2 separate regions of the Mus musculus genome follow, and region 1 is linked to region 2. Evidence: chromatin loops called from intact Hi-C (ENCODE). Cell type or tissue: left cerebral cortex. All regions are shown on one strand.

The links. Hi-C counts contacts between places; a loop is a spot of excess contacts. Peaks named below come from ENCODE experiments on the same cell type or tissue, not always from the same donor. Only the 100,000 strongest peaks of a DNase experiment are listed, where the experiment ranks them.
Region 1: a loop joins it to region 2, with 2.1 times the contacts of the local background. A loop is called at or near these places in 4 of 42 quality-filtered maps.

Annotation. Positions count from the first base shown.
Region 1 is chr3:75,702,419-75,710,418 of GRCm38, reverse strand. No RefSeq gene overlaps it. Among named protein-coding and RNA genes, the nearest start is that of Gm25846, 8.4 kb to the left of the region's middle. In left cerebral cortex, no CTCF peak of the experiment used is centred here; DNase peaks (open chromatin) are centred at 3,670 and 4,952.
Region 2 is chr3:75,553,274-75,561,273 of GRCm38, reverse strand. Pdcd10 (programmed cell death 10) reads left to right here and starts at 4,422. Exons shown (of 8, transcript NM_019745.4): 1 at 4,422-4,552. It overlaps Serpini1 (serine (or cysteine) peptidase inhibitor, clade I, member 1), which reads right to left and starts at 3,781. Exons shown (of 9, transcript NM_009250.3): 1 at 3,632-3,781. In left cerebral cortex, a CTCF peak has its summit at 4,415; DNase peaks (open chromatin) are centred at 3,056, 3,791 and 4,263; H3K4me3 peaks cover 4,109 bases; H3K27ac peaks cover 1,979 bases.

The DNA of each region.
Region 1 (8,000 bases), 150 kb before region 2:
GTGTGTGTGTGTGTGTGTGTGTGTGTGTGTGTGTGTGCCTGTCCCACATAAAATACCTATTATTCCAGGCTGCCTTTATCATCTTAAGCCTACAGTGAATCTCAACGACACAACTACTGCCAGGCCCCAGTGTACTAATAGCTTGGGTTTATGAGTAGTTACATGATCTAGCAAGACAAATAATTATTCACTTCTGATTCTAGTTAAAAAAAATTTTCATGAAAGATCTCTGGTTGTTTTGAATCATAATTTACCTATCTAGGTTAATTACAATTGTAGTATGTAATTGTTAAAAAAAAAACAATCCATGCTATCGCTGGCTGCTCTCCAGTCCGGTGGTCTCCCTGCTCCCATGGCTAACCCCATGTGGCATCTGCCCAACTTCTCACAATCTGCTTGCCATGGAACCACTCACATTCCCAGTCACATAACCCTCATGGCTGGCTTCTGCCAGACCCACTCGGCAATCCCAAATTTCCGAGGCTAGATGGAATGCACTCTTTCAAACCCACCCTCTACTGAAGTTACCTTTCCCTTGAGCTCAGATAACACAACCACTGGGCACGGAATTTATCATCCTAAACTCATCAACTATTCTATATTAGAAATCTTCTGGTGGCAGATCCTGGTGAATTCTGCCTCCAGAACTATCAGTCCCCAACCTTCATCTCGTCTGCTTTACTCCCCTTTGTCCAAAAGGACGTGACCCCCTCCTGCCTTTCCTCTTTCTCTCTTGGACCCGGAAGGCCCACCTCCTCCTTACCCAGTGATTGGCTTCTTATCGTCTTTACTTTTTAATCAATTATGGGAAATTTTCGCTATGTGCAATGACTAAGAATGTAGGGTATGCAACCTATCCTGGTCTAGCACTATAGAGGGCAAGGGGAACCCATGATCAGGTTAAGCACTAGGGAACCCAGGAAAGCTACACACCCAAGCTTGTCTCTGCACTAAGAGTCTGGTGACCTGTGCTATCTGTAGGTCCAGCTACAATTGAATCCCCTGAGACTCATGTGTTTGTTTATCTCAGACTCTTCTTCCCTAGACCTTTATCTTGAACATTCTCATTCGATAGAATCCATTCTTATTGGAGATGTCACATGTACTTTACAATAACTGGGTGAACTCTGTTATCTGTATGGCTAGGCCACTCCTGACTCCCACAGATTTTTATGTTTACCTCAGTTATGCTTCCTAGACTCTTATCTTGACCATTGTTTTAAAGTCAATAAAACCCATCTTTATGGAAGAGGTAATACATACTTTCTAAGGAGTTTCATGTAAATTCATCTTAAGCTTTGTTGTTCACACAGGATTGATTTAATTATTATCAGAAATCTTTTTTTCCCAAATCATGTTTCACTTAAATATGAGTAAAATAAATTGCCTGGTGTCAGGATCTAGAAGTTTGAATCAACATTGGCTACCTAGTCATGTTGAACCAGATGGTAAGATGACTGATTGGAAGGTCCCATCACAATCACATGTTGAGGGTATAAGCTTTTCAAGAAAGCAATAACTTTAGGTATGCTGCAAGGGCACTTTGTACCATTGATATGAAGATAAGAGAAAGATCAAATATTAGCTAGGATGTGAAAGAATAATGTTCAAAACTTTCTAACAAACAAATGTTAGAGTTTAAACACATGATACCACAAGGACATGTACTCCATCATATTCATAGCTGACTTATTTGTAATGTCCAGAATCTGGAAACAACTCAGAAGTCCCTCAATTGAAGAATGGATACAGCAAATGTGGTTCACCTACACAATGAAATACTATACAGCTATTAAAAATCAGTACATCATGAATGTTGCAGGCAAATGAACAGAACTAAAAAATATCCTCCTATCTAAGGTAATGCAGACCCAAAAGGACATACATGGAATGGACTCACTGATAAGTGAATATTAACCAAAAAGTATACAATACCCATGATACAACACACAGACTCTAAGAAATTTAACAAGAAGGAAGGCCCAAATTTAACAAGAAGGGGAAACAAAATAATGATGAAAAGCAGATGGAGAGAGGGACATGTTTGGGAGAGGGGAGGGGAAGGGGAAAGGGGACAGGATCAAGTAGACAGGAGAGAAGACCAGAGGGCCAGGAGAATGTGTGGAAATAGCTGTGGGGCAGGGTAGGAGCGAGGGAAACCTCTAGAAAGTCCCAGAGGCCTGGGATGTGAGAGGGTCTCAGGTTTCAATGGAGATAACCTTAGCTGAGCTGCCCAACAGTGAGGAGATAGAACTTGAAGAGACCGCCTTCAGTAGATAGACAGTCCTCCCAGTAGAGGGATGGAGTCACTAAGCTGCCCTCAAATTTTTTGACCCAGAATTGTTCCTGTCTAAAAGAAATTCAGGGATAAAAATGGAGCAGAAATTGAAGGAAACACCATCTAATGACCAGCCCAAATTGGGACCCATCCCATGGACAGGGACCAAACCTGACACTATTGCTGATGCCAGATTATGGTTGCAGACAGGAGCCTAGCGTGGCTGTCCTCTGAAAGGCTCTAACAGCAGCTGACTGAGACAGATGCAGATACAGCCCTCCATTCCATAGGTCTGGGGGCCCTATGGAAGAGTTGTGGAAGGATTGAAGGAGCTGAAGGGTTTGGCAACCCCATAGGAAAACCAACAGTATCAACTAGTCCTGATCCCTGGGAGCTCCCAAAGACTAAGTAAGCTACCAACCAAAGAACACATATGGGCAGGTCTGTTGCCCCCACCCCCAGGCATATATGTAGCAGAGTACTGTCTTCTCTGACCTCAGTGGAGAGGATGTGCCTAATCCTATAGAGACTTGATGCTCCAAGGAAGGGGAATGGTGAGGTGGGTAGGTAAGTAGGTGAGGGGGATAAGTGGGTGAGTACCCTTTCAAAGGCAAATGGAGGGGGTGTGAAAAAACTCTTAGAGGGTGGACTGGGAAAGGGCACAACATTTGGAGTATAAGTGAATAAAATGATTTTTAAAAAGAATAAGCAGTAATGCTTTCCTTGGTGTGAACATTACTCAACATGTACAGGAATTAATACTGTATGGTATGCTATGAATTATACCACTTTAAAATTTTGATACTTCTGAAGGTCAAATCCAAGGTCTCTATGTCTAGACAAGTATTTTTCCACTGAGCTGTACCTTCTGGTCCAATTTAGTTTTTAATAATAAATATATAAATGAACAGAAAAAGGATATCAATGAAAAGAACACAGCTCACCAAGGATCTCATTGGATAATTATGTCTTTTCCTTCCAACTGTTCTTTAGATAAGAATTACCTAAATAATACAGTTTTCTAACCTAAATCTCACTGGTTTGATGAATTTGGAGAGAAAGAGAAAGAGGAGAGGGAGAGGGAGAGAAAGAGGAGAGGGAGAGGGAGAGGGAGAGGGAGAGGGAGAGGGAGAGGGAGAGGGAGAGGGAGAGGGAGAGGGAGAGGGAGAGGGAGAGGGAGAGGGAGAGGGAGAGGGAGAGGGAGAGGGAGAGAGGAGAATTCTTTATCTGTGAATTGCTGCTCCAGGACTTTTCTGTGTGGGAAAGACAGGAACAAGTGCTTCTAAGATGTTCAGTCTCAACGAATTTTCTAATCACACTTTTAAAGTTGTTATGACACTGTACCCCAAAATTGGACTGGCTGGCAAATTTCACCATCCAACTCTGGCACGGTGTGGCTGTCTTTAGGAAGCTTATCTGGGAGGTGCCGCTACCATGCTGCTGTGGTAGCCCCAACAGGCAGCTTGCTCATAGATTCATTTGGCTTGGCTCACACACATTTGAGTGCCCAGAATGTGCAAAGAACTACCTAAGGAAAAGTGTTTGAAAAATAAAAGTTCCTTAAGAAGCTCACTCTTTATCAGAAATGTAAATTGAAAAGTAATTCAGGGGAATTTTAAAAGTGAATAGCCATTCTTAAACAAATTAAATTCACTGGTATAAAGATACACTTTTTTAAAATTCAGAACTGCTTTCTGGTTTTTGACTGTCAAGAAACACTAATGAAAAGATATTTTAAAGTATAAAAGGCTTACATTGCATAGATTCAATCCCTAATTCTTTCATGGACAAATTAATTAATCTCCCCCAGGACTAGGCTCTTAGCCTGAAAAAAAAAATGGAACTAATAATTCCATCTATTCTGTGAGACTGTTGTCACAGGAGACAAAAATGTAAGAAAGATGGTTGTACCTTGAACATGGAAGATGTGTACACATTATACTCATTGTTCTTATTACTGAATTAAAAAATAATGTTTCCGACGAAGGGTCAACCCAGAGTCTGGTAAAAAGTATTTCTAGACTTAGTTTAAACAAGTTTTCATCTTTGCTCAAGTATGATCCTCTACATGTCCAGCTTACCCTGAGTCACCCAGAAGGGTGTCATCGTGTGATGTTCAGAACTTGCATTGCAATTAATCCCATGATTGACTTCTAGTCTTAGCAAGAGCCTGCTAAGTCTTAATGCCTGTGACAACCACAACCTTGGAACACAGTCACACTCACAACATCTGACTCTAGGCTTGAAATTATTGTTGTCTTCAGTTTACTTTTATTAGAATTGAAGGTGGGGACCCAATGGTAACTTTCTTCTTTATTCTTGTTCTTACAACTTTATTTTGCAGTCATGAAGAGCACAGTAAATGGTGAGAGTTTCTTACATATGCCTTCCGTTCTCCCCATGAACCTGCAGTTCTGATCCATCCCCAATGTGTCATCCACAGTGTACTCAAGGAGTTCACAACTAACTCTCTAACTAAGCTCTCCTTAAGGTTTTCCAGCTGCTAAAAGGGCCTTTCTATTAAAAGGAATCTCTGTTTTTTTCAGTGAGCCAAGTCAACTCACAAAAGTACAGGATTGTTTCCAAACCTACTTGCATTAAATAAGCATGAGGGATTGATCAAGGAAATGAAAGTATTTAGTCTTTAAGGGCAATCTATGTGGCTCTTGTTTGAGTTTATGGGCTTGACACAGCGGTATTTAGAACCAAAACTGGAATTCAGTATCTGTGTACTTTTCCATTTTGTCAGCAATGTTCCCAGGCTATCTGGATTCTCAGAGACTCGCTGAATGAAGTGTGATTATCTGGTACACTGTGTGCTGTCTGACTCCAATGCATTATGTAGATCATTTTAAAGTGTAACTATTTTTTGGTAAGCTGAGTAAATCTAGTCAAGTACCCACCTAACTTAATGTCTACATGTTAAACACTTCCAAGAGTTTTAAAGACATCATGTCTTCTGTTGTTCAGTTTGAAAATAAAGAATGATATGTTGGTTTATTCCTCTTTCCCAGTGGAGCAGACCAGAAACTAGGGACAGCTCTGTTGTTGGTGATCTGAAATTGCCATGTATGAAGATGTGAAAGATTAGGCTTTTTAAAAACTGGAAAAATTTGTATGAAGGAAATGTACATATAATGATGGCAGTCTTTGTGAATTTTAAAACTTCTTAGTACCAAATTTAACTACAGTTTTTGGCACAATTGACAATATTTTTCATCTTTTCCCCCTATAAAATTGAATTTTCTTTTTTCTTTCTTTCTTTCTTTCTTTCTTCCTTCCTTCCTTTCTTCCTTTCTTTCTTTCTTTCTTTCTTTCTTTCTCTCTTTTGTTCTTTCTTCCTTTTCCTTCCTTCCTTCCTTCCTTCCTTCCTTCCTTCCTTTCTTTCTTTCTTTCTTTCTTTCTTTCTTTCTTTCTTCCTTTCCAACCTAAACACTGCCTCCGTCTGCCACCTCAAAGAGTTCCTCCCTCCTACCCCCCTTCCCTTCTCTTCTGAGAGGGTGGGCCCCCACTGTGCATCCCCCCCACCCTGGCACTTCAAGTCTCTATAGCATTAGACACATCTTTTCCCACTGATGCCAGACACGGCGGCCCTATTGTAATATTTTTGTTTCGGTTTGCTTATATAGTCGATTACATTGATAGATTTTCATATCTTGAACCATCCCTGCATCCTGGGATGAAGCCTCCTTGATCATGGTGAATGATATTTTTGATAGGTTCTTGAATTCAGTTTTTGAGAATTTTATTAAGTAGTTTTGCATTGATGTTCATAAGTGAAATTATCTGAAATTATCTTTTTTCCTTGAGATTTTGTGTGGTTTAGGTATCAGGATGATTGTAGCCTCATAGAATGAATTAGGTAGTGTTCTGTCTGTTTCTATTTTGTGGAATAATTTGAGGAGTATAAGTCTGGTAGAACTCTGAGCTAAAAGTGTCCATCTCTAAGCTTTTTTTGGTTGGGAGACTTTAATGATTTCTTTAGGGGTTATAAGGCTGTTTAAATAGTTTACTTTTTCTTGATTTAACTTTGGTAAATAGTATTTGTCTAGAAAATCATCCATTTCAGTAAGGTTTTGCAATTTTGTGAAGTATTAGTTTTTGAAATAAGAATTTTGGGTTTTTGTTAATATTTTTAATTTCCCCATTGTCTGTTCTTATGTCTCCCTTTTCATTTCTGATTTTGTTTATTTGGATACTGTCTCTACATCTTTTAGTTAGTTTGGCTAAGGGTTTATTGATCTTGTTGATTTTCTTAAAGAAACAGCTCTTGGTTTTATTGATTCTTTGTATTGTTTTAATTCTTTTTAATTATAGTATATCAGAGATATAAGCATCCAATTCAAATATCATAATTACATATCATGATTTAGTATTAAGAAGGTAATAATAGTATCCTTTAGGAATAAGTGAACTTACAGTGAAGAAATGGAATGATACTCAGCTGTCAGATATGCAATATATCTGCAGGTTTGTAGGATTTACATTTGGCTCTCGCTGTCACGTGAAAGGACCTTGCTAGACATATCCAGAACATTGTTCTTTTCTTTCCTGTTCTCCGAATTCTACCACACCCTCACTCCTATTGGCTCCTGAAGCTTTAGCTTTCATGCCCCTGGCCTAAGCTTTGAATTTCTCTCATTACCTTGTAACAATGAGCATTATTAAAGAAGCATTGCTCCACTCCCAAGATGTCCAGTAAACTGTCCCTGCGGTGTGGATCCTTGTTAACGGGGAATTGTTCTCAGTATAGCGTGATGCAACAGCTACGGTCTCTCTTAGCTAGTAACCCTGTCTTCCTTCTCTTACTGTCTTCCATGTGATTTTGTCCACCACCTTCCCTGCTGTCATGATGGGTCACTTAGTTTACCTTATCTGGAAAGGTAATTTTCTTACCAGGGTTTGAATTGAAAGCAGATTTCCCTCATTGAACAGAAGTGAGGATACCTGACACTTAGTCTGTAATACCATTAGGTTCTCCATTTTTGGAACAGCTCAGAGTTTCACTGTTTAACTGGCTGCTGCCCAATATTATGTAGGCAACATAGCATAGTACTTAATTCTTTTGCATTGATTTTTTTAATTACCTGAAGCATTTTGAATTTCCCTTGGTATAGTTTCTTAAATAATAAGAATAATGATGATATTGATGAGGATGTTAATATCATACCACATCAACAATCAAGATTTCCTTATGACCATTTGTTTACCAGATTTCCTATTTTACTCCAACCATTTATATTTTTTAAAATAGTCAAAGATACCACTATGTTAATCAAAGGATTTTGTCATTATTTGGGACAATATAGATTTATAAAATATGACTTTCAGATTGAAGAGGCCTACTTTTAATCTTGCCTAAACAGTCTGTTCTCAAGGCGCCTCTAATTTGTATCCATATTTCTGGAGCCAGAGACAATAGAAATTCTTCTTACTTAGAAAGAAAAGAATATTAACTGTGTTTAGCCAGCTGGTTCACTATGGAGCTATTAATATTAAAAAATACATTAAAATAGAACAAATTAACAATTCTGGGAAGTCCAGTGGCATATCCAAATTCTATATTCCTTAGAAAAATTTTTACTCTCTTACTATTTTGAGAAATACTTTAAAGATTTTGGGATTGACTCTATTTATCTAAATTATATAAAAACCAATCAGTCTCTAATGGAAACAATCATATTATTTTATAAATGTTAGTTTTCTTTACTATTCCATGCTC
Region 2 (8,000 bases):
CACCCACTCCCCCTTTTTGGCCCTGGCGTTCCCCTGTACTGAATAACTGACTTGTACAGTAACCATTTGGTGGGATCAACTGTCTGATTTATGAAACTACAAATATCTCATTGTATAGATTACAGTACTGGGCAACATTTCTAACGGAGCCAGTAGTCACAGTGCATCTTCTGTCCACTGACCTTGATAGAATCTGCTCAAGATCAACATGAGATGAAAGTGAAGCCCCCCTGGTCTGGAGAGTCTAATGCTCTCCCTTCTAAGATGGAAGCCTAGGTATGAATGTGGGCACCAAAACTCAACTCCTGGAGAAGTGAAATAGCTTAAGTAATTACTAACATCTTAAGAAACAAAAACAAAGACTGAGAAGATTTCAAATTCCAAGTCTAGCAAGTTAATAGTTCATAGTTAATAGTTAATAGTGGTAAGTGCTTGTCTATCATGCATGTGGGTCTAGCCTTGAACACCAGTGCTGACTATGACAATAAAAATATACTGCTCCACATTGATGAAAAACAATTATTTGTACAACCTAAAATAAATAAATAAATAAATAAATAAAACCACAATTACCCAAAATTTAAGGATGAAATACTGAAAATGTTAGCTGGAAAAGTAACAAAGCAAAACAAATCCTTATTTGAATAAATAATTGTTCCAGATTCCCAAACCAATATTTAACCTTAGAAAAATTTGATAAATCTAAATAAATTGGTTGTTGTTTAAATTGATTGTCTGTTTAAGTAAGGGAATAAATATCACTTTAGTTCTGACTTCCCTTAAATTTTTTCTCCAAATAATAGCATAAATGTATTAGTTCTGTTTTTATAACCTATAACTGTTTAAAATTTAATGTATTAATGACTTCAGTGACTCACAAGTGCAAAAAATGTCATGTTCGCATTTTGAATATAGGTCTATAGAAATTAGTGGTTGAAAAAGGAAGGCTGTACTCTGTATTACATGCATTTAACACAAAATATTAAGTATCTTTTCTCTAATGTCTAGGGTATGTTTCTCAATCATTTTTATAAATATCTATTTCCCTGTTTCCAGTTCACTCCCAAACCATTTGATCTGGAACCTGTGAGTGGTTTCTCTGTTGTGTCAAGGACAGCCTCCAAACCTCCTGCTAGAAATGCATTCAAGTCAATTTACTTTCACTCCATAGACTTAGAATCAGAATTTTAAATTTAAAGAGAGGTCCAAAAGACAGTGCCATTTGAAATTAACCAAGTCTTTTGGCTAAAAGGGAGTCATCCCCTGAGCAGTTTCCACTGGATAGACCAGCAGGATAAATAATCTGCTTTATTTCATATATCATACTTTATATAAATTGAATGACCTTTCCCAACACTAACCAAGAAAAAAAAAACAGGTTATTTGAAATTGATATAAATGTTAATTAAACTAGATAAAGAGTTCAAGGTGAAATAACTGTCCAAGTATGATATACTCACAATTTGCTCTCATATAGAAACACAAGTCTTATTCCCAAAACAACACAAGAACTTAGTCCACTGACATTCCTAAATGGATCTGATCTCACAAACAGGGGAATATTAGGCATTTTAAAATTGAAATCTCATTCATTCTTAATGAGTCTGTAGTCTTAGGATATCTCAGAGCCTACTATTTATGTAGTTAGATGAGATTTTAAAAACATCTTCATTTCAGCTGTTTTCATGTAAATTGTTTTCTATCCATTTATTTTCTTTGTTATTTACTGATTTCCATCAAATTCTTTCAAAAGGTCATTCTTACAAAGGCTCTAAAAGAACTTCATTGCCAGTCACATAATTAACTATTATCTTTTTTTTGTGTGTGTGGAGGGAATAACCAGAGACAACAGGTATTCAGTTTCCAAGTGAATCAGCAAAGAGCCTGAACATCTAAGACGGACTCAGGACCATGCACCTACCATCACACATAACAAGGGCAAGGACAACCTTTTCCAAGTTTTATTAAACCACCAGATCACATTTTCTCTCCCAAAAGCATTTTCTGGAGATCACATAGCCAGATGGCTATGCCAATTAATAGGTTTCTAGTAGTATACCAAAGATAACATCCATCCTTACTGTCACTGCTAAGTTTAGTGGCTTCTATAGCTTTTTTCGAATACTTACATGATCTGCTTAATCTAAGCCTAGATATTTCTTGGTTTTGCTTATTTATTTATTTTTTAAGATTTCTCTGTGTGCCCAGGTCTTTGGTGTATTAGAATGTGGGAGAAAAGGATTTAATTAATTTAGTAGTGGGCATCTCTCATCAGTATCTGCACTTAGTAGGACTGAACCTTAAGTAATGGAGAGAATACCTTTGAGCCACTTTAGTTTTAGAAGGCATCTTGTGTGCACTGCAAAAACAAAATTCAAAATCTTGCAGTAAACCAGAATAGTATGACAAAAGAAGAAAATAGAAGGTGATTTCTGGATCTTATTGACCCCTCTTTAAACAATCTCAAGTATTCTGGCACCCTATGGAATAGTCAACTGTCACAAGAAAGCCATTTCAGAGCAGAGTATGCTGCAATATGCTACATGACTAACAGGCATATAATCTGGGACACTATTTCACAACAAAAAAATGAACTAAGCACGTAGAATTTTAGTACTTTTCCAACCCAAAAGGCTGTAATCTGTCATAGGTGCAAAGGTAGGATTGACTACCTAACATAACAAGTATTACAACATAATTCCACCCGTATGTATTACTAGCATTCAAAAGAGTATACACACAATGAGAATGAACTATTATTGTGTGATACTATATACCTCTAAAATGAGAGCCCATTATAAAATACTAAAGGTTATCATTTTACACATACTCTCTTCAATAGAGGAAAGCTCCTCCACACAGTTCCCTTGTACTCCTGTTTTTAAAACACGAACAAACGTTACCGGACACAAATGAGAGAATAAGAAGCAGCGAGGAAGTACACCATATGTTCCCGTTGTAGGCTAAACCCAGGTCTTTGTTTCAATATTCCAGCGCCAGCAGGAAGGAAAAGCCAAATACCCACCCATTTCAATTTATTTTCTCATTAATGCTGGTAAAAGTTATACTTAGGATAGGTTTAGCCGGAACCCATCCTATCTTATTATTTGCTTCTTTAACCCATATCTTTTGCAATCCAAAGACCCTGCAATACAACCGGTTATCTTGGATAGACTGTCCGTGGCAGGACAATCTGATAAACTAACACAAGCGTCAGGCACTGAAGAGGACAAAGTTATTTTCTTAGTGAAACAGTTACAAAGTGGTTCTCTATCAATGCCAATTTTGCCTTTTTAACAGCTACGCATCTAGCTTGACACCATCCACCTGGTACTCAATTAGCAGGGCTTTCTTCAATCTTGTGATCTCCCAGACCAGTTTTAATGGTGCAACTCAAAACAAAATCCTTAACCACGCCCTTAATATCCCAGGCAGAGTTACCTTTTGTTTTTTGTTTTTTTTCTCTCTCTCTACCAAAGTCTGTAATTGTACGTAATTGTACTGAAAAGGTTTGCACCGCGATCCTAAGTCAACATAGCACTCTTTCCTCCAGTATCCAGGCGTTCCTATTGTCAGATGCCTTCCTCCCCAGGTTGCTGTGCTGTAGCCCGCAAGTGGCGCCCACGCTTACCTCCTTCACACCTGCAATCCCCGCTCGGGATGCTGGAGAGGATGCTGGGCAGGCTGAGACTGCTCCGGATGCTGCTCTTGCCTCTCTCCAGGGAAACTACAGACTAGGCTGAGCTGAAGCTTCTTCTGAGATTCAAGCTCCGCCTTCCCCGCCTCTAATTGGCCGAAGCTCGGGCTGCGGCTCCTCCCACTGCCATCTGCGCAGCCTAGGCGCAGAGCGGTACCCGAGGTCTCTTAGTTCCTGGTGCTCTGACCCCTTCATTTCGGACTTTCTCCCCTCTGGCATCGCACCTGGCCCTTCCTCAGGTCCTGCTTAGCTCTTTTAGCCGGCTGGTCCAGTGAACACGGGAGTGGGCTGTCCTTTGGGGGTATGGGGGTACTGTTGCTTCGGAGTAGGCGGAGCCCACCGGTCTAGCCCCTAGAGCCTTCCTCCCCGCCTACCCATGGACTCAGCCCAGCCTCCTGTCGCTTGCTACCTCTGGCCCCCCGCCCTTTTCTTTACACCCATCCGAGGGCACCTCCCATCGGTGGGCGTGGCGTTGTGGGCTATCTTCTCATTCTGATTGGTGCAGGTGAGACTCGGCCCCGCCCTCCCTCGTTTCTGGGCGCGCTCTCTCTTCATCTCCTCCCCTCCCTCAAAGACAGGGAACTCTCTTCTGATTTGCTAGAAGTGTCCCCACCTATTGCCTAAGGCGTTCTCGCACAGCCTTCTGGGAAATGTAGTCTTACTATTGCAGGAAGTGCTAACGGAAATGGAGGGCGGAACTACAAATCCCCATCGGGCCTTGCGCGACTCCTGCTGGGCAGGATTCCGGACAACGCCTGGTTCCTTTCGGGTCCTTCCGGCGTCGCCGGAGTGAATTGATCCGGGAGTTGAAGAGGGCTCCAAAGGTGGGAAGTGAAGTCCGTGCCTCAGTTGCCGGTAAGGCGAGGTTTCTCGGTTCGGGTCCGCACGGCTCCGTGGGCAGCCAGAGCGGCCTGGGGTCAGGCGGGGACCGAGGCGGAGGTGCTGAGGCTAGGCTCTGGCCGGCGGGGCGGACGGGTGGGGAGCCGGGCCTTGTGGGCGTCAGCGAGGTCTCTACGCGAGCTGCGGAAAGCTGGGTTTGTAAATGCCTCCTGCCCAGCCCGGCCCGGCGCCTCCAGGAAGTCCGCTGTGGGTTTGGGTGGAGGGGAAGGGTGAGGTCGGCCTCCCGGGTCTCCACTGACCGAGGGGGCGGATGTGGTGGGGTGAGGTCCCGGGCAGGTGAGGCTAAAGCTTGGCTAGGCCTGGAGGGAGCGTGGGTGCCCGGGAGTCGCCTCCCGGTGTGGCTGGGGTTATGCCCTTTGAGGGAAGAAGAGAGACAGTGTTGACAGTTCCGACTCAGTTCCAATTTCCTCTCTGAGGAGGTGATTCTTAACTCGGAAGGTTTGTGCCTCTTGACTCCAATACGTCAGATGGATGTATACTTCTCAAGTGCCCTCGAAGCGCTTTCACTTTGGGATGCTAATGAGACTACTGTAGAAGCAAATGACGTGCCCAAGGTCACACAGATCTTCAGAGTCTAGTCCTCCGAAAGTCCAGTTTCTGACCAGAGTTGTCGGCTTAGGAAGAAAGAGTGGGGAGGTGGGTGGTAGTACTGGAAGCAGATAGAAGAAGTTGCAAAGTAGTGTGCCTGTTTGTCAGAAACGGTTGTGAGGTGCAGAGAGTTGGTTTGTTGACGTGGAGTGGAAGCTTTGCCAAAGCATCCTCTCTAATGTTCTGTAAAACAGGAAGGATCGCTTTAGCTTAGATCTTTACCCCTTTTTCTGGGGTCTACTGAATGATAACACTCACTTTCCACACGCCATTTTTAAAGGATAGATAATATTTAGGAATAGCTCAGTGTTGCCATTAAGAGAATAGTCCTTTTCATTTCTATTTTCTTACCATTTTCAAAAACTATGGGTGAAACTTTCACAGAACTTACTTTACAGATATTCATGCTTTCATTAAGTGAAAATTAAGTGCAGAATCTTGGAGAAATTGTACCATGTTCATTACAAGAAGTGACCCTTTGGGGGGGGGGGTCAGGTTTTTACTTTTCTCTCATTTTCTTCACTCCATGTGTAGACAGTAAAACATACACTTGTATATTTTCTTTTCTTGGCATCATCAGTGAGTTTTAATTCATTCTTATTTAATGTTAATGAATGATAAAAATGATGCTTCTATATTGAATGGAAAGAACTGCAGGCTTACTATGTAAATTAAAATATAAATACATAGTATGTACTGTAAGTATATATGCTATATATTGAATGTGCTTTGCTTGCCATGATTAATATTAATTTTTTTTTAATGCAAAGCTGTTTCTGGGATCAGAAGAACCAGTCAAAATGGTCTTGTTTGAAGGGGACTTTTAAAGAAAATGGAGAGTTGTGGTACCATAAAATGAAGCAAAATCAGGAATAATGTAACACCACACGTCACAGTAAGGGAAAAGTCACTAACAAAAGGGAAATTATCTGGGATTAATTGGTTTTGAAGTGGAGTTTGAAGTGCATTAATTTGAGTGGGCCATATGTAAGTCAGTGCTGGTAAAGCAAGAATGCTAATATATTTTCTAGATGACAGTGTGGACATTTGTTGTTTGCTGGGAAAGGTATGAAATAAGTTTTAAGTGGCACACAGCTGTGTTGGTTATGGAAGGACTTTTTTAACAACAAAAAAAGTTTTGTCTTTGATTTAGTCCTACTCCAACTCTGTCTGTATCTCTGAGGCCCATCATACTGTCCTGTTTCATCGTCACTACAGTGTAAGTGCTGAGATGAACAGTGAGATGAACAGAGAAGATGATTTTGAACATCCTTCAGGCTCTAGCTAGAGCTCACAGATCGGATGTTTGCCTGTAGTGTGCAGCTCTCTTTGCCCACATTTGTTCCCTTAAAGAGCTTTGCATCAACTCTCAGACACTATCCATTGCAGGACTTTGGAGGTTTTCCTTAAAGAGCCATCTCTCTCTTAAAGAGTAGTCTGTAAGAACAGGGTCTATATATTATTTATCTTTTTAGTCTTGGTAGAATAATTGAGTGGCTAAGGGGAATGGAAAAGGAATGGCTAGGTGACTTTCCCAAGGTCATATGACCTGGAAAAGATCAGCTTATAATTAATCCATGTATTTTCACTATAGGTTTTAATATTGTGTTCAAACTTCGATTATTTTATGTAAGAAAAAGACTGACCATTACAGATGTCACTATCTCCTTATTCTGTTTAATGCTACTAATTTGTCCTCAATTTCCTGAATGTCTCCAAACTTATTCTCAGCTGTCACCTTTTTTTCTCATATAAGTTTCTTCCTGATTTGGGGACAATTTTACAAATTCCAACTTTCCACCTGTCTAGTATAAGGGAGTTTTATTTTCTTTTACAGCAAAACTTCTGTGTAACTTAGCATTTTAGAAAACCTTGCTACTGCCTTTTTAAAAAGCAAATAAGATTCATTATAACAAAATATAGATATGGAAGAAGGTTTTTATGGACTCTATTCTTCCCTTAGATTTTAACTTCAAAACAATTATTTCACTTACCTTGTAGCTAAGGACACCAAAACTAGAAGTAAATTTACTCCTTGGGACTCAGAAGAATACAATGCATTGCTAAAGTCTTGGAAGGACTAGAGCCAAGATTTGAGTATAAACCTCTCCTATGTTTGTTTGTTTTAGTTGGTTGGTTGTGGTTATACCCAGGATTTAATACAACCTTGAGAGAAGATGATTTTGGGAAACTAACTTTCTAATTTCAGAGGAACTTATATTTTGCACTTCTTGTAAGTTATATTTGAAGCAGGGCAGTGGTAGGGTATGCCTTCAATTCTGGCACTTCAGAGGCATAAGCAAGTATATCTCTGAGTTCGAGACCAGCCTGGTGTATATAGAGTGAGTTCCAGGACAGCCAGGGCTACACAGAGAAACACTGTCTTGAAAAACGTTATAATTGAGGGATTTAAGGTAATATTTTACTTTTTTGAACATATGACACTTCTAAGATTAAAAATGTTTTTAAGTTTGCAAACAAAATTTTAAGGATATAAAAGGCTAGATTTTCTCTAGAAGACAAAATTCTGTAATTTTTCTCAGTAGCATACTAATATAATAAACCAGAGTAGATTCCCACTCTTCCCCATATAATTGACACTTACATACTATTGACACTTTTCACAGTAGGAGCTTATTATTTCTATACTGATTTAACAATGTTTTAACATCTCACTAAACATTATCGGAGCAAGGCCTTCTCACTTCTTCTATCTTAGCTCTGAGCTATGTATGTAGCCTTTACTCATCTGTTTTCTTACCAGTACACTTCCCAGTAGAGGATTGTGTTTGCTTTCAGTTTTGATGATGTGGTA